4 separate regions of the Mus musculus genome follow, and all the other regions are linked to region 1. The links are chromatin loops, found by intact Hi-C in ENCODE. Cell type or tissue: left cerebral cortex. All regions are shown on one strand. Region 1 overlaps Fam172a (family with sequence similarity 172, member A). Region 2 overlaps Fam172a (family with sequence similarity 172, member A). Region 3 overlaps Fam172a (family with sequence similarity 172, member A). Region 4 overlaps 2210408I21Rik (RIKEN cDNA 2210408I21 gene).

Region 1 (8,000 bases):
TATGTATGCATGTGTATATGTATATATGTATATACATATATATGCATGTGTATGAATATATATGTATATACATATATATTATTCTACAAAGAAGATAAAATAGGGGGACATAGACAGTTCTTCATGAAATAAAGATATAAGAAAACTATCATATTTAGAGGTGACTTTGTGAACAGTGACATTCCCTATTCTAACCAGAATCTAACATGTAAATTATACATGGAATGTTAGAATTATTCCATAACCTTTTGATCTTAGGCCATTAAGATAAAGTAACTAGTAATAATTAAAACAATGAATCAAACCAAGAAATTATTTTGAATTATCTTTTTTGGTAAATGTTTCTCTACAATTATAATGTTCTTCAATCTCTACTCTCTATTCATCACTTATAATTTACCAGTAAATCTCATAATATCTGGCAAAAGTGTGTGTGTTTGTGTAAAATATCACTTGTTTTATTTGTCTGTTAGAGACTTTCCCTCTGTTATAGAATGTAGATGGTGCGAGGTGCATAGTTATTCACACTATGACACTTCTTTTACTGGGCTGGGAGTCAAGTGTTCAAAGGTCCGGCCGGGGCTCAATCCCAGCACCATAATACATACCAAAAAATCAATTTCAATTTACAATGTTTTAACTTTTACAATGTTTCTTAACTTTTTGAAACTTTGTTTTTGTTACTTTTAATTATGTAAGTTCAGTTGCCCATGATGGGGAGAGGCATTAGGTCCCCTAGAGTTGGAGTTGCAAGTGATTGTGAGCTGCCTGGAGCAGATTCTGAGATTGAATTCAGGTCTCCTTAAAGACAGAGCCATTTCTCCAGCCCCCTATTTTTGACTTTTTAAAACAAATACTAGGGAAAAAAGTGGGTTACAACTTCAAAACAGTATACATCTGCCAAAATATTTTTGACCAAGATTTTTGCAGCTACATCAGTATTGCATTTATATGTGTTTCTACAGAGGGGGGAAAAAACATGCATTAAGGTCACGTGAACAAGAATATAGGCTGGTATCTTAGTTTCCCTTTTTTTCCCAAATAAGAGCAACCTGATGAAAAAAAGGCTTGTTTTATTGGCTCATAAGCATGCACTCACATGCACATACCCAGACACATGCTTACACATTATTTGAAAATAAATATTTTAAGTGGCCATTCTTTGAGCACTATTTTTGCAGGTTTTCATATTAATTTATCAAAATATTCAGTGGAATTTTTTAAGGTTTATTTTCATTTCATTTATGTGTATGGGTGTTTGCCTGAATTTATTTCTGCACTGCACGTCCCACAAAAGCCAGAATAGGGTGTTATATTCACTACAGCTTGAATTACTGGTGGTTGTTAGCTACCATGTGGGTCCTGGGAAAAGAACCTCAGTCCTCTGCAAGAGCAACAGTGTGCTTAACAGCTAATCCAATTCTCTAACCCCACTGATGTGTGCAAACCAAGACTGACATGACTGTAGTTATGTATCTTCCAAATGCTACTTATGAATGTTAAAAATTCACTTTCAGTGATAGGAGGATGACTCCATTGATAAAATGCTTGCCTTTCAACCAAAAGAGCCTGAGTTTCATCACCAGAACACACATAAAAGAAAGTCAGACATGATGGCATGCACTTGTAATCCCAGCACTGGAAGGGCAGAGTGAGACAGGCAGAGCCATGGAATTCAGCAGCTGGCCAGCTTACCCCAAGGCCAATGAAAGACCTGGTCTCAAAAACAAAACAAAACAAAACAAAGCAAATGAGAGTGCCTGAGAAAGAACCCCCAAGGCCCTTCTCTGCCTTCACATGCACACACACAATCTTGCATACACATGAACACATGCACAATGACCACTTCCAAAACTTAAGAATTTCTTAAATTAAAAAAGTTTTTGGATAATTTCATACATGTACTTCCAAATTTTCATACATGAGTGTTTTGTTCACAGCATTTCCACCCATCTTTCCTCCCATTCCAACTCCTTCCATGTTACCCCCTTATCCTCAAATTTTGACTTCTTCTTTATTATTGCTGCATGGATGTGTGTATAGAGGCTGTCAAGACATCTAGTACTGCTTGAATGTACACATGCATGTATTTGTGAGTGTGTGTGTGTGTGTGTGTGTGTGTGTGTGCTTGGAACTGAATAACTTAGCAAGGGCATGCCCCAGTGGAAGACAGATTTTTCACCCTATTTCAGCAGTCACTAATTGCCTGTAACTCTATATCTAAGATGTTATATTTTCTAATAAAATTTTATATTACACTTCAGTGTATAATTTACCAACTTTACTTTGGAAAGAATTCTTTGTTCCCTGCCCTAACTCGGTTACCTAATGTAGGTAATTCAGCTGGCAACCTGCTTTACTTACTGATTGTCCCTCTTCTGATAAAAGCATAAAATCTAATTATTTCATCTTTATTTGCAAGAGTAGATGCTCAGAACAACTGCATGTACCCAGTTCTCCTTTGCACAATGGTCTTTTCAGAGCAAGACTGCTCGTGCAGAGAGTTGTCATAAGCCAAAACCAAAAAGAATTTTGGAGTGATTTTTATCATCAAGGACATTTGTTCATCCTTCAGAAAGATTGTCACTAGGGAAGTGGGGGATAAAATTGCTTGAGCCCATTGACTCAAAGTCTCTCCAGAGTCATAGACTGAATTGGTTTTTAAGGAGTAAGAGGAACTGTGAGAGGAGACTCCCACGACCTTTACAAATTGATCCTCACCTGGTCACCACTGGCAGGTGTAGCTGATCTTATGGACAAATGGTAGATGTGAGCAGGTTAGGATATGGGAAGGAAAGACAGCTAATACTGGGGGACACTCGGTGCTTAGGAATAGCTGTTGCATCTGAGGATGGTCATTCAAAAAGAACAAATACGGATTAACTAGTCTGTCATCAGGAGTGCAATTTGATACTTGGTACTGAGCTGAAAGCAGATTGTAGACCATACAGAAAAAGACAAACTCTTCGTAAACCTTCCCAGAGACAGGGCCTTCTTCTAGAAATATTCATGACATTTACTTGAAATAGACATGTTTGAGGATGTCTAGAACTGTACACTTGTGTTTTAAGAATATAATTCCCTCCAAATTCAAAGGAATCCATGGTGGGCATCGTTTGACAAACTTAGTAAAACAAAATACAATAATGGTATCAACATGTTTCATGTGTTTTAAAGAACTTGTAATTTTGCACACATACTGGTGAAGTCCGACTTTTTCCTAAGAATTCTGTTAAGAATTATTAGAATTTATTCAGGCCCTTTAAGACTTACCAGTGAAACACCTACTCACCAATTCCTTCCACTGAATAAATTGAATTTTTCCAGAAATGTGTAAGCAAATAGAGAAATGACCTCATTTTTCAGTGTAGATACAGTGCTATAGGAGGCTCTGTCTCCAGAGGATGACTTCAATATTGGATCTTAGTTCCAAGAACAAGTTCACAAGGCCAGAGAAGAGGGGGCGAAGACATCATTGTGAAGGGCACCTGGCAAGAAATGAGTTCTCCAGTAGGGACAGCTCCCACAGCTAAGTCACATGCACAAACTTGTAGCTTTCTGCTCTCTGGCCAACCAAGTGCAGCCATAGCATCTTTATTGTTATATCTCCCAGATTGTGATACTGTCACAAAGCTGTTGCTAGGCAACAAATGTGGTTACCAGGTCTCAGCGAATAGCTGAAGGGGGAAGGCAAAGTGTTGCACCATTGTAGAGTAACCATAGCAATGACCTACTATTACAGACTAAAGAATTATCATTAACAATGTTAAAGTATCAGAGGCCCTGAATTCAGAGACTTCCAAGCAGATTCTGCATAATTGAGTGATTGCAGTTGAGATTTCAACTGTTTCCTAATGTCTATGAGGGAGGATTTGTAATTATTTTTATTTTAATTAAAAAATTGATTATGAAGTTATTGGTTAAATTATATATGCTATCACAAATATTTTTTTTCTTAAGCCCATATTATTTCTTCGTGTATTCCCATGCCTACATGCTACCTGCTTCCTTTTTCACAAACTAAAGGTTCCATTTGGTTTGAAGAATAGTGTATAATATTCAACCCAATATTAAAACCACAGAGAGAAACTGTAGTAAAATAACCTGGTAAATTGAAAATCTAACGTTTTTCTGAATTCCCCGACTGAAGAGGGGGCCTAAATGCTCTTTCAGTGGTTCTGCTTTGAAACAGGGTTTGTCTGGCTTTTCTAGATTTGTTCTAAAATCTGTAAAGCATGTGGCCCGCCTAGGATACTTTCAAGGCCCCTGGTCTCCTTTTGAATCCGTCCTTTCATTAAATATCTCCAGTGATTTGATCCCAGTGACCTCACTGAGACAGTCGTGTCCAACATCAGAGACTAGGACAGGCCAGAAAAAGAACTATTCCCCCCCATTCTGCCTGGGAAGCCAAGACACCGAGGCGCTCCGGGGTGGGTGTGGTGGAATCGGGATCCTGCACGCTGGGGAAACCAATCCCAGGCCTGGAGAGGTGGGTGGTTTCTGGGCGGGAGAGGGAGTGGCCCTTCCCGCTGAGCTACTGGATTGGCCCTGAGGGCCTCGGGGCCCCAGGAGCTCCGGGCCGTAACTCTGGGGCCCCGGGAGCAAGTTTTAGCCCGGCGAGGAAGGGCGGGGGTGGGGGCGCGCTAGGTGGCGCGCCCCGGGGACACCAGGGACAGGCGGAACCTGGGCGGGTGAGCGGGAGGCGAGCTCGCCGGCGGCGGTGCAGTCGCCTGGAGGGTGGGCTCCTCGCCTCCGGCCACACACCCGTGCGACCCCTCGTAACCCGGTGTGTGTTTCCGCAGGCACCGACCGTCACGAGCTCACTTCCTGGAAGAGCTTCCCGTCTATCTTCAAGTTCTTCGCGGAAGCCTCGGAGGCCAAGAGCAGCTCGCAGAAGCCGGCCCTGACGCGGCGCTCGCACCGGATCAAGCACGAGGAGCTGTGAGCGCGCAGCCGCCCGCCCGCCGCCCGTAGCCTCCTGGCCCCCATTAGATTGCTTTCTTTCTCCAGCGCAGGGTCGTGATGTGTCCGTCTAAATAGCGTTTTGCATTATTTCTAGATGAGTGCAACTGTCAAAGCAATATGGCTTCAGCGGCCGAGTTGCCTGCGGCTGAGCCGGGCCTCGCACTGTGGGCCCCGGCGACCGAGGCTGAAAGCGCCGGGAGTGCCAGCGCCGGGCGCTCCTAATTGCCCGGCTGATCCGCGGGCGCGGCTGGCCGAGCGGCGTCTGCGCGGTCCTACCGCCCGCTGCAGCGCGGTCGCCGCTGCCCAGCCTCAATTGTGCCCATTTTTAATCCCCTTTAAACCCAGCAAGCTTTTATTCTAAACCTCAAACTTGATTTTAACCAGGTTTTTTCCTCAGGTCATCTAATGAGCCTCTGTCTTTTACACAAAGCCACACACTCGAGTCCTAAAAATGCCAACTTTAAATTCAGAACATGATGGACTATGTAGTTTGGGGAGTACAAGTTCTTTCTCCCTATAACGACTTATTTTCACTTCAACCCCCCCCCCCAAAAAAAAAAAAACTGTACATGAAGTACCGAATCCGAATCCTCATTTGTGCCCAGTTGAACTCCAGTCTTTATGTCTCTGATTTCAGGAGGGAATGTCGAAAGGAAAATATAAACAGATCTTTTAGATGTAGGTATAAGTCTCCATGTTCAGTGAATTTTCCAGTTACTTATAAGAACTGACCTTACTATTAAAATATATAACACGATGTGTGCGCCAATGCAGGGTGATGGTGGTGGCTGTTGATCCTTACAACCTGTACTTTCACCTTTCTTGTAGCGTGCCCTGTCAGATGCAGGACTTTTTTACTATCATCAAGAAAATAAAACTACATAACCTCTTTCTTCCAAAAGTCCAAGTAGGGTTAATGTGCTTCAGTTTTCATCTGCAGTAGGAAAAGAGAGGCGTAGTGTGAATGGGTTGCTCTTTTGAGGCCAAAATGTTTACTGTTCTCTTCCTGTGATAGGGCGCTGCCCTGTAATTCCAACAGTAAGGCCAACGCGGAAGATAAAATAAGTTGACATTTTACTGGCTTTTGAATTAAAGCATTAGACATTAATTACTTGAAATTTTTAATTAGTGAAGGTTATATCCAGTGCATGGTGAGATTGTGATTTAATACATCCATCCTTTTTAAAATGAATGCAATAAGTAATTTGTCTACCTTGTTTGAGACCTTGAGACAGTATAAGCAAAATGAGTCTGAGTTGCTAATGACAGGGAAGAAAACCTGAGCTCAGCCACCTCATGAGGAATACTCTCATCCCATGAACTGATTTTAGCAAGGTTTAAACTGGTAACATGTCATGCTCTTTGCACATGCATACATTCAGTAATTCTGTAAGGACAGTAAAGTCCTCAGTGCCATGGCTGGGCATCTCCTGACATTACTTAGGCAGAAGTACCTTAGGAAAAACCAAAATGGGGCTTTCTCCAGCTTTTGGGCAGTTTAAATATGTTACTCCAACAGTGTCAAGCACATTGAACTGTCATAGTGGCCCTTTACATTTCTGCTTTTAGAAGGATTGGTGAACTCTGTGAAAATAATATCTTTCCAGTTACTGGGCTTGAAACACTGGTGTGCATTGATTATATTTTACCAAATGTTATAAATTGTCTGGTGTTTTCAGTATGTGAAAATGTTCACAAGAAAGTGAGTTTGCAACATGTAGAGGTTGGAAAAACCTATGCAGGGCTAAATTTGCTAGACTTCTGCAGCTAAATTAAAGCAGAGTTAAAGTGCTCAGCTTATGAACCAAACAAAAGTATCCTGCTCCTGCCCTCCGGGTTCCTCTCTGCAACTCTTAAACCTTATTCAGAGAAAGTCTCTGTTTCCTTGGGATGAGTACTTTACTGTCACTGGATTGTAACCTTGTCTTCTGTCTAGCAGAGAGCTATTTACAAAGTTACATTTTGTAAATGTCTGTTACTACTTTTGAATCTGTGCTATAGCAACCCAGAGGGAGCCAGGCGCAGCACCCCAGATCACCAGCTGATGAGTGACAAATGATTCTTTACAATGTAGGATTTCTTGACCTGTTGATTGGGTTGCTGTTGGTATATGTGTAAGGATGTTATTCACCTCAGCTTTCTTGGGATAACAACAAGCACTTGGCAGTACCCTGCCTACAGGGAGGCCAGGGTTAATATTTCTCATCTGGCCTTCTCCCTATTTTTATTCTAGGCACACAGTGGTAGAAAGGTAAGGTGTGAGCTTTTTTAAAAATAAATCTTATACTTAGTTCTTAAAGTAAATAGATGGAAAGAGACATAAATTGGAAATTCAAAATAGTCTGATTCAAGCTTTGGAGCTTTTTCGGGTACCTAACACACAGTCCTTGGAAGTCATCATGGATGTTTGCTAGACCATCTACGTGTAATAATTGTTCTTTTCTCACAATTCTGCCTTGTGCTTCCTGAAATGCATTTTTGTTTGTTTATATGTCAAAAATAATAAAGTGTGGACCTCCTATAATCTTGTTTACCATTTTAAAATAAAATTTTCCAACAAAGCAACTGTGTCTTCTGTCTTCCTCCTCAGTTCGTTTTTCACCAACTGCACAGAGGCTGTTAAGACTGAAAGCTAGCCGGGTGACTGGGCCAGGGCCACCAGTATTATAAGACATAATATTACTGCTACTACTGATGTAAGGCAATATCCTAACTTCAGTTGAGTCACAAGCTCACATATATCTTGTAGGTAACATTTTTACCACATATCCTCAATATACAAATACCTTCTTAGCAAGGAAATTAGAAAACTTGTCTTCAAATGTTTTATAAAATAAACAGTACTGTACATTTCCAAAGGGAGCTTGGTAAGTTGCTCCCCAACTACTGCTAGCAAAGCTCCACAAAGTGTGTTCCGCTCCAAACTACCTTGTTTACATTTATGCTACAGCTAGCTATTCCTTCCTAAACCTTGCACTCCTTTGAGAGGTTGGGTGACAGAGTGTGTTAACTAAATTAGCACTGCTAATAAACTA
Region 2 (8,000 bases), 62 kb before region 1:
ATCTATTTTATGTCTTTATTTTCATTTTTTAAAATTCTTATGAACTTTATAGTCACTTATATTTCACCCTCTTTAAAGTTGAAAATGTAGCTTGAATTTGTGTACTAAAACGTATATTACTTTAAAAAAAAAATACTGGAAACAATTCCTAAACGTACCAGAACAGATGGAAATTTAGCGCAGGGCTTCAGTCCATACTGGATCACCTGAGAACGTTTCCTTGTAGCCTATCTCGGTGATACTTATAAAAGGGCTTCCACCAGGTTGTTAGTGTTAAAAAAAAAAAAGCCTTCTCCACACTGCACCTAGAGCTATTCGCAGTTCATTGTTTTTGTGTTTGTCATGGTTATCTTTGAAATACTTCTGCCTGGTTTGGCTTCTTTTGCCTACAACAACAACAAAAAAATTGCCCAACAGTAGTTCCTATCATGCTGATCTTTCCAAAATCTGTACCCTAATTTTATCTGTTTCTTTGATAAGGGAAGGCTGATTTCTATAGTTTTGTCATCTTAGACATTTTATCCTTATAAAAATTTTTCTGTACAAGAAAAAATATCATCTGGGGTTTGGTGCCATATTAAAGCCATCCTCTATCAACTAGTCTTCCACAAAATATGCTGTTCTTTTTATACAGCAGGATGATTTTTTTCTTTTTAACACCTCTTTATTATATCTTTTGTAAAAATTTAATTTTTAAAAAATTTATTTCATTTTTAATTTATTTTTTACACTCCATATTCCATCCCCCCCATTCACCCTCCAACTGCTCCACATCCCACACCTCCTCCCCACCCCACCTGATCTCCTCGTGGATGCCCCCAACCCCCACCCCACCTGACCTTTAAACTCCCTGGGGCCTCCAGTCTTTTGTGGCATCATTTCTGAACACAGACCTGGGAGTCCTCAAGTATGTGATATGGGGGCCTCATATCAGCTGGTGTATGCTGTTTGGTGGTCCAGTGTTTGAGAGATCTCGGGGGTCCAGATTAAATAAGACTGCTTGCCCTCCTACAGGGGAGGGAAATCACCCTTCTCCTCAACTTCTTTCAACCACGGGGCTTTGCTGCTTCTGTCCATTGGTTGGGTACAAATATCTGACTCTGACTCTCAGCTGCTTGTTGAGTCTTTTGGAGGGCAGTCATGATAGATCCCTGTTGGTGAGCTCTTCTCAGTGTCAGGCCTTGGGGCCTCCCCTTGAGCTGGATTCCACTTTGGACCTTGTCTCTGGACCTTCTTTTCCTCAGGCTCCTCTCTGTTTCCATCCCTGTAATTCATTCACACAGGAACAATTATGGGTCAGAAATGAGGCTCTGAGATGGCCCTTCTCTCCCTCACTTGATGCCCTGTCTTCCTGCTGGAGGTGAGCTCTATAAGTCCCCTCTCCCTACTCTCAGGCATTTCATCTAAGGTCCCTCCCTTTGAGTCCTGGGAATCTCTCACCTCCCAGATCTCTGGTGCATTCTGTGGGGTCCCCCCAATCTCCTATTTCCTGGGGTTGCCTGTTTCCATTCTTTCTGCTGGCCCTCAGGGCTTCAGTCCTTCTCCCTCACCCAATACCAGATTAGCTTTCCCTCCCCTGCCCACTTTCCCTCCCAAATCCCTCTCTCCCTCCCCACTTGTAATTTCTAAGACTGGTTCTCTTGGTCCTAGATGTGCTGCTCTGTCCAGACACATCTGGATGTTTTAAGCATTTAGACTGAGTGCCACAATAGTTTTCACTCCTCCCACTGTGGCTTCATTAATATTGCCTGATACCCAGAGGCATAGACCTTCTTGCAGGGATGATGCAGATGAGAGATGAAGACCTAGAACTCAGAGACCCATCATGGGTACCAGGACCCAGTTTGGTCTCTGGCTAAATTCCATTTTGGACAGCTCTTTGTTTTCCTTTGATATGTAAGGTTTCATTGCTTATCTCTAAACATAAGGCTCAATTGGTGGGAGCTTGAGCAGGGTCAACCATTTACCCTTTCCTAAATTAAAAACCAAATATAGTTAACTGTTTATTTCCAGAGAGATACAGAAATGATTTTTTTTGCCTGACTAGTTTTGCCAGATTACTATCTGACTTATCTTATGATCTTACTATAGCCCCTGGCATAAAGTTTGGAGTTTTATCTTAGTTGGGGATTCAGTGTAGCTTCCATGCTCGTGGCAGCAGAATGTGGCACTATGCCCATTCACATCTCTGAGTGACTATAATCAGATTATGCCTTCTCAGCATTTCTTACATCAGCTGCCTACAGTGCTCAGAGAGGCTTAAAATCAGCCCTTAATAGAAGACAAAACAGGACCTATAAGGGGGTTCATATATGTCTATTGATATGTAAGTCAAAAAATCTAAATACTGAATATCTCTATCTGCAAATAGTTTTAACATAAACTTTTGTGCATCGGTGAGTTTTTCAACTTCAAAATTATTTTCTCAGCTATCAGGTTTTAGCTTTCGGCTCTTAGGAATTTCCCTAATATCTTCATAATGATAGAAAAATTTTATTGTTCTATAATGATGATTTCAGATCATCAGAATTAGTAAAGCACACTTCTCGCCATCCGTGCTAGGTATTCATGAGATGTGGGATTACTGCTCCTGCTGACATTACAAAAGGAAAGCACGGTGTCCAGCAACACTGTGGTATGACATGGAAAACTGAGAACTCTTCCTGTATGTTTCTTTCATCCAACACATATGGTGGTCTAGCCACTATAATATGTGGGTGCTCAGTGAGACACTGATAACAAGGGTGAGATTGCTAAACTTCCTGTTCTGGGAGCCAAGATTATAGCCTTTGAAAATTAGTCCTTATCTATAGAAACTTTGATGAGAAGTTTTGTTTTGTTTTGTTTTAATCTTTTTTTTACAGTCTAAAATTTATCCCCCTCTTGGTACACCCTCCAACTGTTCCATATCGCACACCTTTTCTCCCCACCCTCCAACCCCTGTCTCCAAGAGGATGTACCCACACCCACCCCATCAGACTTCCCTACTCCCTGGGGCCCTAAGACTCTCGAGGGTTAGGTACATCTTTTCTGACTGAGTCCAGACCCAGCAGTCCTCTGCTATATATATGTTGGGGGCCTTATATCAGCTAGTATATGCTGTCTCGTTGGTGGCCCAGTGTCTGAGAGATCCCGACATTCCAAGTTAGTTGAGACTGGTAATCTTCCTATAGTGGCACCTTCCTCCTCAGCTTCCCCAAATGTGAGCTGGGAACTAGAGTCTGAAAAGGTTTTACCTTTACATCACCCCCTTGGTTCTGGGGAATCTTCCCTGTGGTCTGCCTGCTCACTTAAGTGGGCAAAATATGCAATCCAGAGCTCCTTGTTCAAAAATGAAGGCATCATGACCTTAGATTAAGATTTTCTGCAACGCAGACAAAGCACTGTTAAAAGAGTTTTGGTTTTTATCATTCATACATGCAGTGGGCACAAGAAGAAAGCTTGGAAAATGAAGCATAAACAATGTGGTGCCAGTTTGATTTAAAATCCTAATACATGTTTATAAACAAAGCTTATAAAACTTAGTAGTATACTAATTAAATAAAGATTTTTATGAATACATGAAAAGCTGGAATTTTAAATGCCTGCAGGGAACAGGTGCTGTAATGACGTCACTGTGAGTCACATAGCTTTCCCCCATTGAGTTTGTGTTTGGTCATAATGGAAAGAAATTGATTCCAAATGTGTTTTTGTGACCCCCCCCCTTTCTCCATTCATGTTAGTGCCTAACCTTAAATGATGTTTCTACAATCGTGGTTGTATTTACAGTAATTATATGCATAATGTAGCATATTATTGTCCAGACTTCCTGTTTAATCAGTACAGCGCTTCTTACAAGTGCAGCTGAAAAGGGCAAACAAAATTAAAGCTTTATACACCAAAACAAGTTTGATTTGCTAAGCTCCCAGCATTCCAAAGTACACAAATTTGTTCCACTAAGTTTTCCTATGGCTTGCAGATGGGCAATGATTAATCAGAGAGCTAACTGTGAAGTAGTTTGCAATTAAACTGGAAAGCTCTGAAGCATGCTAATTGAATCAGAAAATTAGAGACACTGAACAGTAATTGGCTATTTCTCATGCAGCAGGTGCCAGGCCACTCATCTGTGGAACAAGGTATTTAAGGCACATTAGCACTAGTAAAAATACTTCTTGATATGGAACAGTTAGATTTTCTGCTCATTTTCACCATGGATGTCAAAACATACAGCTGTGCTATCTGGTACTTGCAGTTCCTGTTTGAAGAGTCGGAGTTAGGTAAACATATGGAGGAGAAGCGGTGGGCAACCTTTAAGCACACAGGAAACATTTTCAAAGCAAAACCAAAAATAAGGGGCTGGGATTTTGTTTTTCAACTCAATCACTTTTGCTTTCTTAAAGTGCATTTTTAGAAGTTGAGCTTTCTGCTTAGTGTAGTTTAAAGCAGCATCCATATATATCTAGTACTGCTGTGAGCTTCGTAGATGCATAAGCCAATTCATATCATGTCTCAGCGTGAGTTTATATCTTCTAATTAGTACCACCATTTTATAGAGTGATCACATGCTATGAAAGTTTGTTTGCCATGCCAACGGGGACCAGGATGAGTAGTTTTCCTTTAGTGCAACAATCCTGCCATAGAATCATGAACAACTGTAACCTAGCCAGTGGGTAATCAAGCAAGAATAGGATTTAATAAGTTCAATTGTTGAGGTTTAAAAAAATGATTTGCATCTTATCAAAGCTGAGGCATATGACTTCTGCCTCTGAATACTTTCCTTGGGACTCAATATTGTTATTAGAAAGTGAAAAGTACAAATGAAAATAAAAGCATGCTAAATTATACTGTGTTGGGAAGCAGAATATTGTAATATTCACATGCTAATCATATTACTTAGCAGATGACTGTAGAAAATAGTAAGTTTGAACCAAGAGGCATAAATTATGAATTATAAATTGTAAACAGTGCATAAGGGATGTGTTATAACAGTGCTCATTTAAATTAAGGCAGGGAGTTTTCTCTGCACAAAGAATGTTCCTTCATTAAGTTTTAAAGTTTCCTTTATATGGTTTTATTAAGAACATTCTGCAGCACTAAGCTAAAAGTGGTTTTAAGTTGAGCAGGCAGTTTTTTTTCTTAAGGACAACACATTACAAACATAATACTGCAGGTCTCCAAAGCTATGCATTTCTGAGCAAAAACTGTTCTTTGCTACACCTCCTTCCCCACTCCCAAACACCGCGTACATTCTGCTTTCCTTAGTTTTAAAGGAGTCCTGAAGCATTTACATGATCAATGTCTTTTGCTTGAGGGATAAAGTTTGCTCTTCCATGGACAAGTGAGAACGTATTGATCATTCTATTCTATTTGCTATTTCTAAATTCAATATACCTCTCGAGTCGATAAGCAAGATCGAGACTATATTCTTTTTGTGTGTGTGCCTGGTTGTAGCTTGTTCTCAAGATCCAAGATACATTTTTGATTAATCACAAATGCTTAGAGGTCATGGAGAGCAAATGTGTTTGTGGAGTGTCAGCTGATGCTGTCAGATAAATGTCTTAAGCTTTGCCAGGGTTCATGCCCCAGCTTTAGGCTGTACCAAATGTCTCCCCTTGTTGAAGAAGATAACAGCTACACTGGAGGCAACTGAACTGTTGGTTAGCTTCAAGGGTTGACCTTGCCATATGGGGCTGCAATCAGGTGAAAGAAAGAGTGTGGATGTTTTAATTGAAACTTTATAAATTTAAACTTCATTTGAGTCAGATGGTCTTGGTATTTACTGACATTCTAGGCCTGTGACTACTCTGATTATAATGGTGTCACTTGTTTCTAATTAGACTCCTTAAGATAAATAATTTCTCTAATATTGTTCTTGGTGTATTCTGAGAGCATTTTGGCACCATCAGTGTGTTATTAAAAAAAAAAAAAAAAAAAAAACCTCACAGCCATGAAAAGTTTTTGGTTTTTGGTTTTACAATAAAAGTAATACACATCTCCTTGGAAATATGTGACAGAAATTATTCTTGCTTTGCAGTGATTTTAGTTCCACTAAATAAAAATATGGTTTTGGGCAAAGAGAAGTCACTTGTGATAATGACCCCAACCATGTCCCGTCTTATCTTCAGAGGCCTCACTTCATCACAGTCACCCCACTTACAGTCATTTGTCTTCTTTTCCTAGACAGAGTCTATAAATAGGAAATAATGACAAAGCTAAACTAACACCTGGAGAATGCTCTAGGCTGAGGCTTTGTGGGTTCTTGTGAAGGAAATTGCATTGGTCACATGTGCATGCATAAAGGGACCCAAGATAGGCCATTGGTGGATTTGAAAGTCCTTGTCTCCATCTTATCCCAGTTGCTTCTTTTCTTCGGGGAAGCTGGTCTGCTTTTCTTTTCTCTCAAGAAGTTCACTCTGCCATGGGTAAAAATCATCAGTGCTAATGAGACACAATAATACTGTTTAAAAAAAGAAAAAGAAATAACACATCTGTCATGAACTCCCACCAGATCTCTTGGCAATGAGACATTTTAAATATTTTATGCTGAACACAAGATATATTGAGGAAATAGTTTTCTATTCTGTATCCCAAAACAAAGCCATCAGCGTCAGTGAGGAGCACGACTAAAACATTTCACTTTAAATTACTTCACTTAAAATTGCCTCAGACTTAGCATATGTATTCTATTGGAGATATATGTTTTCCCAATTATAAACTAGGACAACATTAAAAACTTATAAAAAAATAGGAGATATTCTATTAAGTGTGAAAGCTTTTATGATACTATACCACAATAGTATTGTATTTTACTTCATTGGCTAGAGACAACCTGTGTTTTGAGTATGTTAGTATTAATGAACAAAATGGTTTGGTTTGTTTGTATATATAAAAAACTGAACACTGGTGGTAATTACGGAGAATGCTGTCCTTACCACCAGTGAAGGAAAGAGATTCTGAGGTTAAGTCAACACAATTTGAGCAGCCTGTTCCTGCTCGGTGTCGACTTCCTCAGCACCCTCCAGTCCTTCCCAGTCACATAAGGAAGTGTGCTCTCTCTTCATATTAGCTTCTGCTTTTAATCTTTTCCAGGATATTTGGGGGCATAGGGGAGGAAACTCCTATTCTCTAGGCAAAGTCTTTGTGCACATGTCCTTCAGTGACTGGCTAACATTCTAAAGATTTAGAAAACAAAGAAAAGAATAAGTCTATGCATTACCATGGTTTCTTTCCTAGGTTTTGAACATTTTGCACAGTATAAGAGGGTGGGTTTTTTTTTTCAGTTTGAGGTGTCACTTTTTTAAATCATAGAAACAAGTAATAAATGTCCAAACTGTTTCCTATAAGTCAAGTTCTCCAGCATTTAAAATGATAAAGTCTGGCAATGGTCTCAGCATCTGGCTGAGACATTAAATCCTGCTTCCCTGCTTTTACTAATCAGATGCTAAGGATGGTTTCAGTTACAGAACAAAGTCTCTCTTAAGGTCGTTAACCTTCTGTTCTTATCTGCCATTTAGAACAAACTGCACCAAGAACACTTAACATCCAAAATGACTTTTTACATTTGAATTTTATCTGCATTCTTTTCTTCATACATCAAATCTATGCTACTAAACTGGGTGTGTGATTCACTCAATCCCAGTACTCAGGAGGCACAAGAAAGTGGATATCTGTAAAGTTTTAGGTCAGGCTGGTCTACATAGTAAGTTGCAAGCCAGCCACAACTGCATCGTCAGATCTGTCTAGCATCCCCCCCCCCAAACCCACACATATAGAACAGAAATGCAGCTTGATCTTCATGTGGGTCTCCCAACAAGTGGAACAGGGGCAGTCTCTGACTACGTTGCCTGCCTATGGATCCCCCGGGCCACCTTGTCTGCCCTCAGTGAGAGAGGATGCACCTATAAATCTGCAGAGATTTGATGTGCCAGGGTTGGGGGATACCCAGGAGGAGCTTCCAGCTTCTCAGAGGAGAAGGGGGAGAGGAGGAGGGACATGAGTAGGGAGCCAAGAGGATAAGGGGG
Region 3 (8,000 bases), 180 kb before region 1:
CATTTAAGTCTATGTTCTACAGTGGCTTTCCAGGTGCTGCTGAGCAGCATTGGCACTGGTGGCACGTATCATGTAACCTGCCACAGACTGCAAGAATTATTGTAGGAAACATTTCCTATAATGTTACAACAGAAGCCTGAGTTTGGGATTAACGCTTTAAGCAAATTTATAAAAAAAAAATTGAGCAGTGAATGTTATATAACTTAATAATTTTTGTTATTGGTATGCCCTTAAAACAACATTTATTTTGTCTGCTCAACATGTTTGTTTAGACAAATGCCTGTTAGCTCCAACTTATTTCCAATGGACTAAGGAACTGACAAGACAGTGCAGGGTTCTGTCAGTATCAGGGCACTATACTCCTGCAGACCCTGCAGCTGCATCAGAGCCTATGTGAGTTTATATAGAAGGCAAAGATTTAGAAATGGATCGTGGCTGACCTTCATTGTTTGGCTGTTGATGATTAAACTTTGGTACTGAAAGTCCTTAATGTTTTTAGAAAGTATGCTTAGTAGTACCTACTACTACTGGGATAACTTTTTATGCTGTTTTATTTTCATTAAATGGGTCTCAGTTTCTGAACACTGTTAAAAGAATTGAAATTAAACTTAAGAGAAAAAAATACCATGATATAAGTATTTCTCTCAGTAATACCACTCAGCCATAATAATTCTGCTTTATAATTGTTTGGTATACTTTGATAATAAAATATTAGAGGTCCCATTGTTAAATTCTTGATACCACTTGTTATTTTTAAGATGCCCTGTAAAAACTCCAGCATTAAAGAGACATATACATAAATTCCATGACCTGCCCAGTCAATATCTATAAATAGAATACTGTTCATGTGGATGACATATATTAGGAAGCGTGAACTTATATTGAAAAATAAGATTTATATGTGTGTAGAGCTTAAGAGAATGCTTAAAATTCTTATTCATTTTGTTGTGCGTAAATTATGAAATGTAAAAAGGGATTTATAATTTGGCATAATTTGATCATTTGTAATAATGTAGTTTGAGAAAAAAACTATATGAAGATGCCAATGAATCACCTTGATTTTCAGCTCTACAAAATTGAATCCAATTTGTGGAAACAGAAGTTACCTTGCAGCTTTTTTATTTAAGGTATCTCAGTTTGGTAAATTGTAGGTCTCAGAAATGCAATGATAAAATGCTTGTACATTTTTACCAAGTAAAATATAATGTGCATCATCTTGTGTACTTCATTTGTCTCTAGTGATTAAACTTGCAGAGCTAAATGAATAAGTGTATATCTTGAGCTTCCAATTGATATGAAATGTGTTGTAAGTGGAAGGAACACTTTACCTCCAAAGTCCGAAGAGTCTAAATATTTACATGTTTCATCTCTAATCAAACAAGATAATTCTGATGCTGAGGCATACCTTTCCTTATCTGTCAAAAAAAAAAACCCACTGGTCATAAAATTAATAACTTTCTGCAGGAGATTCCCTGTAAATCTTTTTTGGGAGCAAGTCCTGAGTCTAAGTGATCAGGAACAGCTACAAAGAGCTGTCAATAATGTACAGGAATCAAGGAGGTTTTCTGTCATAAAATTTTGTCAAATTACTTTATTGTTTTCTCCCAAGTTTAAACCACATAGTTAATGTCTTTGTGAACCTAAACTGGAGAAATGTCACTCAGTATTTGATTCTTAAGGCTTACATTTTAATGGTATCTTAATTTTTAATACCATATGTTAAAAGTTCAGTTTTTAAGGTTATCAGGAAAATCAAACATTAAAGATCTCAGTTTAATAAGAAATACTCTACTTTCTGTGAAATTATCATTTTCATGAGAAAATAAAAAGATAAGCTTAAAATACTTATAATAGCAGAGATTGAAAGAGAGAGTTCTGAGGAAGGGAGATGATCATAAGAACAAAGCATAATATATATGTATATATACATGCACATGTATAGATATAACAAACCCATTATATTGTGTGTTAACTTATTAATTGTGTGTTAACTTTTTAATTTAAAAACTCAACAGCTAAGTTTTGAATACTATTATATTTTACTACCTTTTATTACTACTCCTACTGCTCATCCCTTGCCCCAACATGAGGTGCATTGATTAATAAACAAACTATAGCTTTGTTGGTAAAGAGGAGACGCTCCAAATGCCGTGTAATGTCTATTACTAAAGAAACTCTAACAGAAAACTAGTAAGTGCTTTACACCCTATATGTTCGTTCTAACTTGGAATCATCTGTGAAAAGTGTTCTATAGTTTATTCATTGTGAACAAGACTGTTGGTATATTAAGAGGTGTTGATTTTCTTTTGCTCGGTCATTTGTTATATAGTTATTAATCATTTAAGTATATGGACATTTTATCAAATTTTATCTATATATGGAGAGTTGGGCACTGATTAAAAATTTGGATAAACAGAAACACACTAATGAAATGCCTTCTTCTGACTTCAGCTTATGTGTTGTATTATTTTTCCACATGAAAGAATGTTATAAGACTCTTCTCGTTGGTAGTTGTTTCTCACCTACTTGTCAAAAGAAATTATCTTTGTTCGTTTTATAGAGGTTTGTCAAAGGTACAGGTGGAAGTGCACTTCTTAGAAGTGGACCTTCTTTCCTGCATATACATTTTTCTTGTCTTTTATCAAGATATAACAGAAAGAAAAAACCCGTAATCGTGGTCGTAAATGCAAACATCCGAGCTTCTGAGCTGTGGGCCTTTTCTTTTCCTCTTCTTTTGACCTTTGAGGGATGTTCTGACTTCCAAATCAGTCTTCCTGCCCAGCACTATAAGAAGTTAAACACGAGCTTCATGCGGCTGCTCACTCCCTTTCACACCGTAGCTCCAGACCTCTTTACCTTTCCCTGCTTTTACAGCAAAAATATCATCACACATTCATTAAACCGATGCAGAACTGTTGTGGGGCAAGTAAAGCATTCTTAATATTTATTCCCAACTGTGTTTCTTGGTGATATTAGCCTGTAAAGCTAACCCTACTCTTTTTTCTTGGATACTGCTGATTTAAGATAGGCAACTAGTATGGTTATTAGAACTCTTGAAATGATCAGTAATAGTTGATGAAAGGTGAAAACTGTAAATGTCTGTGAAAATAAATTTTTATAAAAATGCAAATGAATGGAACAAGTTTCTATGTATAAATGTTTTAGATTGTTGAAAACTTGCAAAAAGTCACTTGCTTAGTGGCACTTGTAGTAGCCCAGCTGTGAGTGTTACTGTGCAGAAGCCTCTGTGACGCTTGATCAAGTGTCACTTTTCACAGTCACCTGTCTAAGTAGGTGGCTCTTGGTAATGTGTGACAAAACTCTGTTTCCTGAAGAGATCTTTGTGGAAATCTTATAATTTTTAATTCAGCAAAACTTTGCGTTAATGTAAACAATGTAAAAAATGCCTGGTTTTGTTTTATTTCCTTCTGTACGTTAGTTAAACAGTGCTACATTATAACAAGTGTATATTTGTTGCTGTTCTTTAAACCCCTGAGATTTTTAAGTCTTACCAAAGAAGCTCTTTTTAAATGGCACTAGGTGTCTTAGAACACTTTTCTAACTTTACATCACTGAAGGTTCCATTTCTGTCTTAGCCAAGATTCTAAGCATGGCTTAGCTCACCTACTCTGAAATGTTTTTGTGGGCATTCTGTTCAGGTCTTATAAAGTTTTGTCTTGATCCCTCCTCTTAAAAACAGAGCAGATGAAATGCACATAGGGCTCTTCATAAAAGCACATTTATATTTCCTACTTTGAAACTGTAAAGCTGTGTGTGTGTGTGTGTGTGTGTGTGTGTGTGTATGTGTGTGTGTGTTACTGCTTTGCATTGAGAAGTAACTCACGGGGGTCTTACAAATGATATGCAGGGAACCTTGCATAACAGCCAGTCCTCCAGTCTTTCTTTCTGTGCGATACTTTCCTTTGATTGAGAGAGAGAGAGAGAGAGAGAGAGAGAGAGAGAGAGAGAGAGAGAGAGAGAGAGAAGTGTAGTTCAGAGACTGAAAATCTGGCTTCATCTTTTTTGTACACTGTAACTCTCTCCATGGTCTATAGGCCTTTAAATACAACTTATACGTTTTCCATTCACTAAATTCACCACAAAAACTTATCCCAACGTTAATTCTGTACAAATTATGTCAAATATATTGTATATTATTATGAGACACACCTTACTTATTATTTACATACAGGATTGAGTATGCAGAATACACAGTAAAAGTTGCAGCATTTTTAAGATCAGCCTCTCCTCAGTCCAGCTCTTCTAACCTCCACTACCAGCAGGAATAGACACCAGCAGGAATAGACGCTTTACAGGGTTAATTGCAGCTGGCTGTGGGGCTGAAACCTTTAGAGCTTGGAGTGGCCATTCTGCTTTAGTCATTAGCCCTGCTGCCTGGATTGTGTACCCAGCAGTTCCTATTGGATGTCTTCACAGTGAGTGATCTACTCTACTGGGCCTGCTCACACTTGATTCATTCATTGCCTGGTTTTCTGGGTGGAAGTTTTTTCCCTAGTTACCTGGGTTGTTAAAGGCATCTTGGCTGTATCAGTGTGTGTATAGTGTGTGTGTGTGTGTGTGTGTGTGTGTGTGTGTGTGTGTGTGCATGTGTGTGTGTGCATGCATACATATGTACATCCTCATACACATTCCTGAGCAAATTCATATTAAGTGAATGATTGTTACGCCTTTCTATATAAAATAGGTGTTGTGAATAGTGAAGAATTTATAATCTGTTGCACACTTGTAATTTTAATACTTAAGCTAACATTTGCGAAGTAGTTTTAGTTGCTATAGTCTGTAGTTACGGACACTAGGGGGCACTGCTTATCCTCAGTACATCCTTCTCTGGGAAATTAGTGGAAATATTCAGCTGATTGCTTCGGTCTTACTTTAATTAACAATTGAACTTAGAGAGCTGTGGGATGTTTGAATCTTTGTTATTTTCATTTTATTTCTAGTACAGATATATAGGAATAACAAGCAGGAAAAGCTATAGATTCTCGCAAATACAGTCTCAAGTGTCCCATACAGTAACTTTTTCTCCCCACTGGAAATGTCATTCTTGGCAAAACCAGAAGGGCAAATTTGCCCAGTGATGAGGTTTAGATCCCTTGCCAGCTGTGCTGCTCACCAGCCAGAGTGAGAGAAAGCTTTCACAAGTTAGTGTGCCTCACTTGGATAAAGGTCAAAGGATGTTACACGGAGGACCTGAATGGTGGGCATAAATAGCATGTTTTGCATTTGGTTTATACACATGTATTTTAGTTATCTTGTTTGTTATTTTTAGCATGTGCTCTGGAGGGACTTGTAGCCTATCAGAACTATTTTAAGCACTATCTACTCCTCAATTTCTTAAGTCTACTCACAGATAGTGCTGTGGGCCAACATGAAAGAAGCTTAAGTGGCAGTGTAGTTAGCTGAGGGTTTACCATTTATAATTACACCTTGAATATGTTTTAAAACCAGCTTTATTCTAATCATCTTTTAGAGTCTTAATTCTCTTTCTAACTTTAATATTCATGTTTTTAGTCAGGGCACCGCCTGCCTCTCCTAAGAATATGAATACCATTTTGTGTTACATCTCTTATATGCTGTAAAAACTAAAACTCCCTCTTCCTCCTGTCTCTTCCACGCTTCCCTCCTCCCATTCTAAAAGTCTTTGAGGATGTAGAACAATTCTACCCTGCTCTGCTAATGAACTAAATCTATTACAGAACTGGTAGCATATCATACTCTCTCTAGCTATATTTTGTGAATGACACTCAAATCATTCTTCATGTTTATTAGTGAAAGATGCTGATTTTTTAATATAATAGGTTAGAATAAAGTTTTCTTGCCTATGTTAACATTTTGTGACCTACATTTGGTATTATGACAAAAAGAGGTTCTTAATGGACCTAAATTTGTCAGAGTACCAGTAGAATACCAGAATATGAGCATGTGGACACTTTTAAATAAAAGTCCTTAGTTTTGCAGCATACCATATTAGCTTTTTCTAAATAAGTACTTGAAAAAGAAATTATTTTGAAGCATTTATAGAAAGATGCATATGTATGTATATATATATATATATATATGTGTGTGTGTTTGTATGTATATATATATATATATGTATAGCCTTAGATTGATTTTTCTGTTTTAATTTCACACAGCGTTTCTTTAGACTTTTTAAAGAAAATTATTTATTATTCTCATTATTTCCATATATAATGTTGATCAGGAGCAAGTGCCTCAGCATCTATAAGGAGGTCAGAGGGACAGTGTTATGAAGTCGGTGTCTTCTTTCAGTTTACATGGATTCCAGATAGGAAAGCTGGGTCTTTAGGTTGACTCAACAACCTCTTTGCCTTGTGAGCGGTCTCTCCTACAGCCAAGTGATTCCTTAAAGTGTGTATTGAATAATACATATTTTTTAAATAAACTAGTGATGGGCTTTTATAATTAAAAAAAAATAATTCCAAGTTTAGTAAGCAGTTCAGAGAGAAACGTTGTGTAGCGTTTTCTTTTCCTAATGTGTTCCATGTGGCATCATAAGAATATTAGCCAAAACAGGGTATCCGTGACCTTTGGTAATGGATCTGTCACTTACTAAGAACAGGCACCACCTAGTTATACCTCATCACTTCATAAGCAAAATACTGATTAATCATTATGGGACAGCTTTTATTATCTTCAACATTTTATAATGTGAAATGTTATTTTCTGGTACTATCTACAAGTGATCAGATGCCAACCCATTTATAATAGGTTTTTCTTCTTCTAGCAGGATGTTGCTTTGGGCTATAAAAAGTTAATTTCAGATCCTGATATGCTTGCATTAATTTTTGAGACATTGGATGGTTATAGAACAGCAAAGAATAACATGAACGTCACACTGTGCTATACCTAATCATTGATTACCTCAAGCCAGAGACACAGTGTTAATTTGAAGACTTCAGTGTGCCCATAGAAAAGAAGAAATGTGACAGTCAGGGTCTAGAGACAGCATCATGAGGTCCCCCAAAGAGAGCAGCAGAGAGCATGAAAACAACCATGGCACTCACTCCAGCATGGGCCATGCACTCTAGCATGGGCCGTGCTTACTTCCCACTGTTCTGGGTGTCTTTGAAGTTTTATGATTAAAGTAAATTACTCTCTTGAATAACACAGCACCTTTTTTTATCCAAATATCTTATCTTCAGAATGGGAAGTCTAATTGTAATGTTATCTTTTTAGAGCCATAAGTGTTCTCTAAAAAAAAAAAAACAAAACAAAACATACGACTTCGATGTTCATCAGCTGGCATGTTTGATGTAATTCACCAATAAATTTGAATAATTTGACAAAGACGAATGTTTCCATGTTCATTTCCATAGTAAGGCAGTCTCTACGTGAAGAAACCATTTGACTGACTTGACCTGCCAAATTGATCAGAAAAAGAACAGAAACAACAGCTATTCCATCTATAGAATTAAAGCAGTTTATGTTTATAAACTACCTTGGTGGTCTGTCAGCCTACAACTTACACAAAAGTTGGAGCCTGAGGTGTTACTAGAAAGCAGAGTGCTAGATTTTGTTATCAAGGAATAAAAGGCACATTTGCTAACTGATAGGACAGTGTAGTATAAGCATGTAGCAGAGACCTTGTCCCCTATATGCCTTAGTTTTTGATCCCAGTGTCATTCCATGTCACACTACAGGTGACACACCTATGTTATGTCACCTGTTTTTCTCTTTAATAGACAACAAATGAATAATTTCTTCTGTGTTTGGTAGTCTTTAATTCTTTTCTTCTCTGTGAGGTTATAGAGCAGCCATGTCATTATTAATATTTAAATTAGTTTCAGCAACTCATGATGTTAATTTATAAATTCATTTGGACTATAGATGACATCATTATTTTGCATTCATAACTATTAGAATGTAAATTTTAGAACAGTAGGCTCTAACCCACCCATTCCCAGATAATAAAAAGCAGCTTCAATATTAATTACCTCCTAGAAATTTTAATTCAATTA
Region 4 (8,000 bases), 760 kb before region 1:
TTCTCTCACTTTTCTTGTTAAAAGGCCATATCTAGTTGAAATGCTTTCGAAGTAGACATCGCCAAAACACAACACAACCACTGTTATCCACGTGAGGTGTACACAGTCCCCGGGAGGCTGCTTCATTAGTGAGAAGGGAGATTTTGGATGTTATGTTTTTTGGATACGGCTAAGCTGTGTTGCTTGCTACCTTTGCTCCCATGCTTCATTTTACAGAGTGCAGTGTGTTACACTGGGTGTCTGTCTGTGCTCATCACATTCACGTTTTTCTTCTTTTGCAATTGTAGGTGCTACGTAGTAGGAAAGCCATTTTCTGGGGTTTCTAACAGGTGCAGGCAACTAGAAGTTCCCCTAGGATCCTTGTCTTTTAAGAATCTTATGCTTAAGCCGTGATGATCTGATTTAAGACCCATTATCAATAGTCGGCTACTTATATCTGCATGATCTTGGACTGATTGATACTGACTTTGTAGCCATGTGCTCTGTAATGTGCTGTCAGGAAATGCTGACAGATGCAGTGAAAGAACAATAAATGTGGGGCAGCCGTAATGTAAAGGTCCAGCTAGGCTGGATGAAAACTGATAGCTAGAATATTGGCTCCTATGTTACCGATACACCAGTCCCGCTGAGAGTTTCCCTGGTGAGTGAATTAAAAATGGTCTCCTGATACCTAGAAGGGGCAGGGGGAAAATAATCTTCATTTAAGGAATTGCCGACTTTGCCAAAACATTGTTTCATAAGAACAGAGCCAAGGTTAAAAACAGAAAATACTCTCGGACTTAAAAATCTGGGCAGCCTGTCATGTCTGAGAAAGTATTGATTAAAAATCAATAACACAAAAGATCACTGTATCCACTTTTTATGATACTTAATGCATTTGTATAAAATTACATGACAAGACATCTCACTAGCATTCCTTCCGTAAAAGTATGGCATCTGATACTTTTAAAAAAATATTCTCGATCTTCAACATGCTCCGTGAATCTAGCTGGCATTTTGCCAGTACAGGTTTTTCTCAAAGGGCTGGGAAGAGAAGTCAGTTTCTTCCTAGTAGCTTCTTCTCCTCTCTAACTTAAAATGGAGCTATCACTGTTAGCTCAGGCTGTAATTTAATTTGTTCTCTTGATAGTTCTTATTTACATGATATTTTATACATACCCTTTCTATTACTATGTACCACCTCATAAGTCATAGTATTTAAAGATAATCAACACTTCAAGAGTGATGTCTCAAGTAACAAAGGATCCTAATGCATCCTAACACACAATTTTGTCCAAGTGTACAGTAATCAAGTATTATGTTTACTTTGAGACGAATACAAAATCTGATTTTGTCTTTAAATTTTATTTAGCTAGAAATATATAAAATGTAATAAGTATTTGTGCATTTTTTAAAATGTGGAGTCTCTGCTAGTATCTGTATGTATTGATTGGTATGTATAAATTAAGGCGAAACCCTCCTTAAAATTTTGATTTGTACCCTTTATAAAAGAAAGCAAAAATTATCTACTTTGTTTACAAAGTTATCTTTGGGAGATACTGAAGACTCTGATTTGATTTTAAAAAGAAAATAGTATTTTAAAGAATAATTTGATAAGGTACATTTAATTTTTCTTCAAATATTTTCAGGTATTAATTTAACACATTTAATATGACATTCAAAAATAAAAATTTTAAATGAAAAAATTTTAATGATACTCAAAGGATGTTTTCTTCTGGGAGTACTCAGAGAGTACACTGAGCAAATCATTGATAAAAATTTCATAACTATAATCATATGAAGTCAAGAACATGAACTTAATGCTACTATATCATTGACAAAACAGATCAAGGCCTCATTATGAACTGATGCACAAAGGCCTGGCTTAGATGTCTTCTGTGGATCCTTTTTAGCACGCAAAGTATTAACACAATAGACAATAATGGTTCCTTTGGAGCCATTAGGACCCATCATGTCAGGGTATGTTCAGGCATTTCTTAGCAGGTAGTACACAGACTCTTGTCATGATAAATCATAACAAGTCCAAAAGAATGATTATAACATTCTTGGGAATTTCATAATTTATAATTTATTACACTTTGAACATATCACATATGTGAATTTTAAATGATGCAATGATTTATGCTATTATCAATAAGCATTTTATGCATACATGCACCAAATTACATTATAAACCATGTAAACAGGCTAGATCACATGGAGTTATTCATAGTTTTCCCTGTCTAAGAACTTAAGTCCATATTGATCTTTATGAATATTCATAAAAGGCAATTCATCCTAAGCCTTATACCTTTCATGCTAAGTGTCAGCCTGGAGCAAATTTTCTGACCCTCATACCATGGACATTTGAAAGTAGGTGCTCCTGATGGAGAGCGTGACACGGACCAGGGCAGTGGTGCTGGTGGGCACCCGTCTAATTAGACGTTCTGTGTGCTCTGTTTAGTTAAAGCAGAACTCAGGGTTTGTACTAATGAAATCTTTTGAATGAAACCTCATTGCCCTCAAAGTTTCAAGTAGTCTTTTTTTTTTAATCTGCAAAGAAAAATTCTGTGGTGGTTAAATATAATTTCTATCACCTGAAATTAAATAAATAAATAAATAAATAAATAAATAAATAAATAAATAAATGATGATAGATTGGCTTTGTGAAGAAAACACCACTCTTTATCTTTTTGTGGGATAGTTTTATTGTGTGGAGATTAGAAACAGATAGAAATGGTATTATTTAACATGCAAAGCCATTAGCTTTTTAGAAAAATAAATATTATGTACAGTAAAAGGTTTTGATCTTGATGACCTTCTGAAAAACTTACATTCCGTTTTTTGTGGTTATTAGTTTTGCTATTTTATGGGTCAGTAACTGTGCACAGGAATTCCATCAAGTAGTTTTACTGTTTCATGTTACTGTGAGACATTTAAAGAACATTACTTTGGAATTTTTATTTCAGATTGTATAAATTCAGCTTATTCTTCAGAGCTTTCAAAAACTTCAAATCCCAACCAGATCATGCAAAAGGGTAGCAGTTTTCTAGCTTTCATTAGTCACCAATTTAGTTCCCCTGGTCTTTTGAGATTTTGGTTGTAAGCAATACAATAAGCTTCAAAATTAAGTAAAACTAACAAACAAAGTAAAGCAAAGTCAAGACGAAGTAATTGCTTTGAGCTTACAAACTCATTCTGACAAGGGAAATTTCCTTTCTTCTTATTGTTAGCAACTCTCACAGACCCAGAATAGGTCAGAGCAGCCTCTGTGACTGGAACACTTCAATGGCATAACCATCTTGCACACTGGAGGTCACCCTTGCTACTTACAAGTATTTGCAATTTCACAAAACAAAAGTGGGTCTTGCATATGTTCAATGTGCGCTACAATTTTCAAGATGTTTTATATGAATAAATATATGGATATTATGTGTCTCCAATGGATATCTAGCATTCTAAGTACAACTAATAAGCTCATTATGAGAATCTTATGGTTCTCTGATTAAATAAGCAAATGACAAGAACATTTTCAAAGTGAACCTATAAGCTTACATTTTATATGACATATGGATTTTAAAACTTATTTCAGATTGTCACAGCAAAATTCTAGGAACATGGACCATGTTGCTCATTCAGTGTTTGTCATCTAACCTGTTCTAGCTCATCCCTTGATACAGCTCTAGTTAGGACTTAGGACTTATGATAGATTACTTCCACGGTAATTTTTATCATATACTTTTTCATAATATGCTGAATGTCTCACCATGTGGCTACTGTTTTTTTTTCATACATTAGTTGTGCAATGCCCATTACAAGCAAAATATAATGATATAATATTATTAAGATTATGGTTTCTTTTTAAAATCTTGTTATTAACAAAGTGTGTGTATCTCTTTGTTATAAGTGTATATCACTTTGTATACGTATCAATATATACTTATTGGTGAAATTCTGGCTTACACATGTTAAGTCCACAGGGAAACATGAAACTGAGGAGTGGTACACTTGTGTGCATCCTGAAGCAATTTAAACGAAGGTCAAAGATAAATTGTGATTGCATTTTGGCAAGAATAATGAGAACACAGGACATTTGTCATCTGGCACTGTAAAGAAGAAAGAGAAAATAACAATAACAAATGGCCAGCGGCCAAAGTTTCAGGTGCTTTTCATCAGCAACAGAAAAAGAAAATCAGAAAGAACAGGAAATAAAACCTCGTTTTAGGTGTTTTTCTTCTAAAATTCTGAATAAGAAAAACATGAATTTTTGTAATGTACATTAACTTATTATAAACAGCCTATTTCTTTCTCACACCTTTAAATATATCATTAATATATATATGTGTATATATACATATATATATGCTATTTCATCAAAGCTTAGCAAAATATAACTGTGATTTCTCACAATGGTCAGATTTAAGATAGAATGTGGGAAGATGACCTTAAAAATTTGTATGAGTTGACCTCATCGCAGAGGGCACACCAGCACATTCCTTGGCTAAACAGAAGCCTGAACGTATCTAAGGATATTTTTCCAGTAACAAAGCAACTCAGCCTTCTGTGCTATTTACACTGTGTGAGGTCCCATCTACTCTCCTGGTCGATCTCTATTTAGGGTTCATTGGAGAGAATCAGTGTGCTACACAACAAGGTCTGGATGGCCAGCTTGTACAGAGAAAGGCAGCCTTTGTAAAACATCATTCTCTGCTTCCATCAGAGCCTGGTGTTCTGCCTGAATCCCTCTTTTCAGGCATGTCATTCTGACCTGTGGAAGGCTAAACATTGTTTCCCTTAAGCCTTTCTCAACCATCCCTGCATTTATACATGTCTCTCTTTTCTAAACAGTACCATCACTGAGTTTATCACTCATTATAGACTTAGTCTGTGCATTTTTGAGATCTTAACCAGAACTGAGATTTTTATTGTTATCAGCCAATATGTGTCTGTGACCAGTTATAGCAAGGGCTGTCTTTTTATCCTGGAACCTTAACTGCACTGAAAACACTAACCTTTGACCAGCTGGAGGTAACCACTCTTCCCCTGCTCATGAACTCTTGAGCACCCCGTTGGTATAAATTCTGTGACCTTTATTATTTCATATTTTCTGTACAGGTATTGGAGAATGTGCTATTTCCTCTAAGATGAAATTAAAATCTCTTCAACACAGAATTATGTCTTATGCATCTATAACATCATCACTAGAATTCCTACCATGAATCCAAATACAAGTTTCAGCATCTTGGGGCTAAGAAATGTACCTTGGGTGGGAGAGTGCTGGCCTAGCATGCAGAAAGCATTGGGTCCAGTCCACAGCAGGTATAGTGCTGTGTGCTTATAATCCCAACACCGTGGAGACAGATCATCTTTGGCTACATAGTAAGTTCAAAGCTACCCTGGGATATATAAAACTCTTTCAAAAAATTTTTAAAGACTCAGCAAATTAACTATTTATTAAACATCTTGACAAGCATACAATAAAAGTTGCCAAGAATACTAATAGAGAATAGTGTATCTATACTATCAAGGAAGCCACGATACAGTGGGTAACAGAGAATGTATATGAATAATAACCAGATCAGAACTGTGTGAACTCAGAGGGCACTTGGTGAGCTATGGCTGAGAACAGACATAGCCACTTTCAAGCTTCAAGTGGAGATTTAGCAATGTGGTATATGTTCGCTTAACTCTCATTTCAGTATAGTCTGTTGCAAAATGTTTTCCCTCTGGGTATAGAAAAGGAACCTACCTGAATAGAGATTTTCATTGAGTCCCTTCCTACAAGAAGAAACAATGCTTGAAAGACCTTTTCAGCTAGAGCTCTAGTGTAGATGTCAGGCGAAATGGAAAGAGACACTGGACAGAGCTGGCTCTCAGGCTGGCTAACGGAGTAAGTGAGTGAGTGGATGAGTACAGGCAATGGTGTTTACTCTTTTGAGTGTGCAAATAAAATAAAAAAGCAATCTCACACTAAACACAAGCATTCTTTACATTCAGCTGAGAACTTTGAATTCTTATTTAGAATGATTTCCAAACGATTTCTAGAGAGTGTTTACATTATATTTATGTATGTGAATCATGCAGTAATAAATACACCTTATACATCTACATCAGAAACGACAACAAAATAAATTCTGTTCAATTCAGGAATTTACTGTCTTTGTTCACTCTAACCCTGTGGCTATCTTTTAAACTAATACAAGATTCAAAGCTCATTCATAGATAGGTTGCATCTTACACACCAAAAGCATTTACATTCTATTTTGAATTTATGTTAGGTTAGAAATAAATTTCCATGTATAATAGATATAAAATGTTGTGTTAAGTTCCAAGAAGTTCTAGAGAGATTGTCTTTATAGTGTCAGAAGTCAGAGTAGCTTGCTTTACCAGAGACTCTTTGTTTTTGAATTTTTTTTTAGATATTTTCTTCATTTACATTTCAAAAACTATCCCAAAAGTCCCCTATACCCTCCCCCCGCCCTGCTTCCCTACCCACCCACTCCCATTTCTGGGGAATAAAAAGTTTGAAAGACCAAGGGGCCTCTCTTCCCAATGATGGACGACTAGGCCATCTTCTGCTACATATGCAGCTAGAGACACAAGCTCTGGGGGTACTGATTAGTTCATATTGTTGTTCCACCTATAGGGCTGCAGACCCCTTCAGGTCCTTGGGTACTTTCTCTAGCTCTTACATTGGGGGCCCTGTGTTCCATCCTATAGATGACTGTGAGCATCCATTTCTGTATTTGCCAGGCACTGGCCTACCTCATAAGAGACGGCTATATCAGGGTCCTTTCAGCAAAATCTTGCTGGTGTATGCAATAGTGTCTGGGTTTGGTGGTGGTTTATGGGACAGATCCCCAGGTGGGGCAGTCTCTGGATGGTCATTCTTTCAGTCTCAGCTCCGAACTTTGTCTCTGTAACTCCTTCCATGGGTATTTTGTTCCTTATTCTAGGGAGGAATGAAGTATCCACGCGTTGGTCTTCCTTCTTCTTGATTTTCTTGTGTTTTGCAAATTGCATCCTGGGTATTCTAGGTTACTCCAGAAATTCAAATAACCCCATTAAAAATGGGGTACAGAGCTAAACAAAGAATCCTCAACTGAAGAATACCGAAAGGCTGAGAAGCACTTGAAAAAATATTCAACATCCTTAATCATCAGGGAAATGCAAATCGAAACAACCCTGAGATTCCACCTCACACCAATCAGAATTGCTAGGATCAAAAATTTAGGTGACAGCAGATACTGGCAAGGATGTGGAGAAAGAGGAACACTTCTCCATTGCTGGTGGGACTGCAAGCTTGTACAACCACTCTGGAAATCAGTCTGGCAGTTCCTCAGAAAATTGGACATAGTACTACCGGAAGATCCAGTAATACCTCTCCTGGGCATATACCCAGAAGATGTTCCAACTGGTAATAAGGACACATGCTCCACTATGTTCATAGCAGGCTTATTTATAATAGCCAGAAGCTGGAAAGAACCCAGATGTCCCCCAACAGAGGAATGGATACAGAAAATGTGGTACATTTACACAATGGAGTACTACTCAGCTATTAAAAACAATGAATTTATGAAATTCCTAGGCAAATGGATATATCTGGAGAATATCATCCTGAGTGAGGTAACCCAATCATAAAAGAAGTCACTTGATATGCACTCACTGATAAGTGGATATTAGCAGAGACTCTTGGTAAACATTTGTTGAATTTCGCTTCACTTTCCCATGAACACGGCCTGGAAGTGTCTGCATTGAGTGATAATGAATGATTTACTACAGAAAAATACCTTGAAATCTCTACTCACACACTCCCAAGTAATTTCTATATTATTTCTGGTACAGTCAACAGTAACTTTATTCTTAGATACCTATTTAAGAAGTATCTCTATAATATAATCAGTAAGGATCCCCTGAAAGCTAGATATCTGAAAGGCACGGTAGGAAACTTACTTTAAGAAAATGAACAGAACAGATCCTGTTTCTTGTATTACCATGGACCATTGTTTAGATGTTGTACA

The links. A loop is a pair of places that touch in the nucleus more often than their neighbours do. Peaks named below come from ENCODE experiments on the same cell type or tissue, not always from the same donor. Only the 100,000 strongest peaks of a DNase experiment are listed, where the experiment ranks them.
Region 2: a loop joins it to region 1, with 2.4 times the contacts of the local background. A loop is called at or near these places in 4 of 42 quality-filtered maps.
Region 3: it touches region 1 in a loop (6-fold over the local background); 11 of 42 quality-filtered maps call a loop at or near these places.
Region 4: a loop joins it to region 1, with 4 times the contacts of the local background. A loop is called at or near these places in 2 of 42 quality-filtered maps.

Annotation. Positions count from the first base shown.
Region 1 is chr13:78,158,711-78,166,710 of GRCm38, forward strand. Fam172a (family with sequence similarity 172, member A) reads left to right here. Exons shown (of 10, transcript NM_001163419.1): 10 at 4,803-7,530. The coding sequence ends at 4,945. The region is part of intron 2 of Gm38604 (a long non-coding RNA gene); the gene reads right to left. Among named protein-coding and RNA genes, the nearest start is that of 3110006O06Rik, 8.6 kb to the right of the region's middle. In left cerebral cortex, a CTCF peak has its summit at 4,435; a DNase peak (open chromatin) is centred at 4,467; H3K4me3 peaks cover 1,747 bases; H3K27ac peaks cover 1,471 bases.
Region 2 is chr13:78,096,303-78,104,302 of GRCm38, forward strand. The region is part of intron 9 of Fam172a (family with sequence similarity 172, member A); the gene reads left to right. Among named protein-coding and RNA genes, the nearest start is that of 3110006O06Rik, 71 kb to the right of the region's middle. In left cerebral cortex, no CTCF peak of the experiment used is centred here; DNase peaks (open chromatin) are centred at 2,176, 3,679 and 4,032; H3K27ac peaks cover 194 bases.
Region 3 is chr13:77,977,889-77,985,888 of GRCm38, forward strand. The region is part of intron 7 of Fam172a (family with sequence similarity 172, member A); the gene reads left to right. Among named protein-coding and RNA genes, the nearest start is that of Pou5f2, 43 kb to the right of the region's middle. In left cerebral cortex, a CTCF peak has its summit at 4,814 (motif pointing right); DNase peaks (open chromatin) are centred at 4,384 and 4,824.
Region 4 is chr13:77,397,680-77,405,679 of GRCm38, forward strand. All of the region lies in intron 19 of 2210408I21Rik (RIKEN cDNA 2210408I21 gene), which reads left to right. Among named protein-coding and RNA genes, the nearest start is that of 2210408I21Rik, 270 kb to the left of the region's middle. In left cerebral cortex, a CTCF peak has its summit at 3,301; a DNase peak (open chromatin) is centred at 166; H3K4me3 peaks cover 497 bases.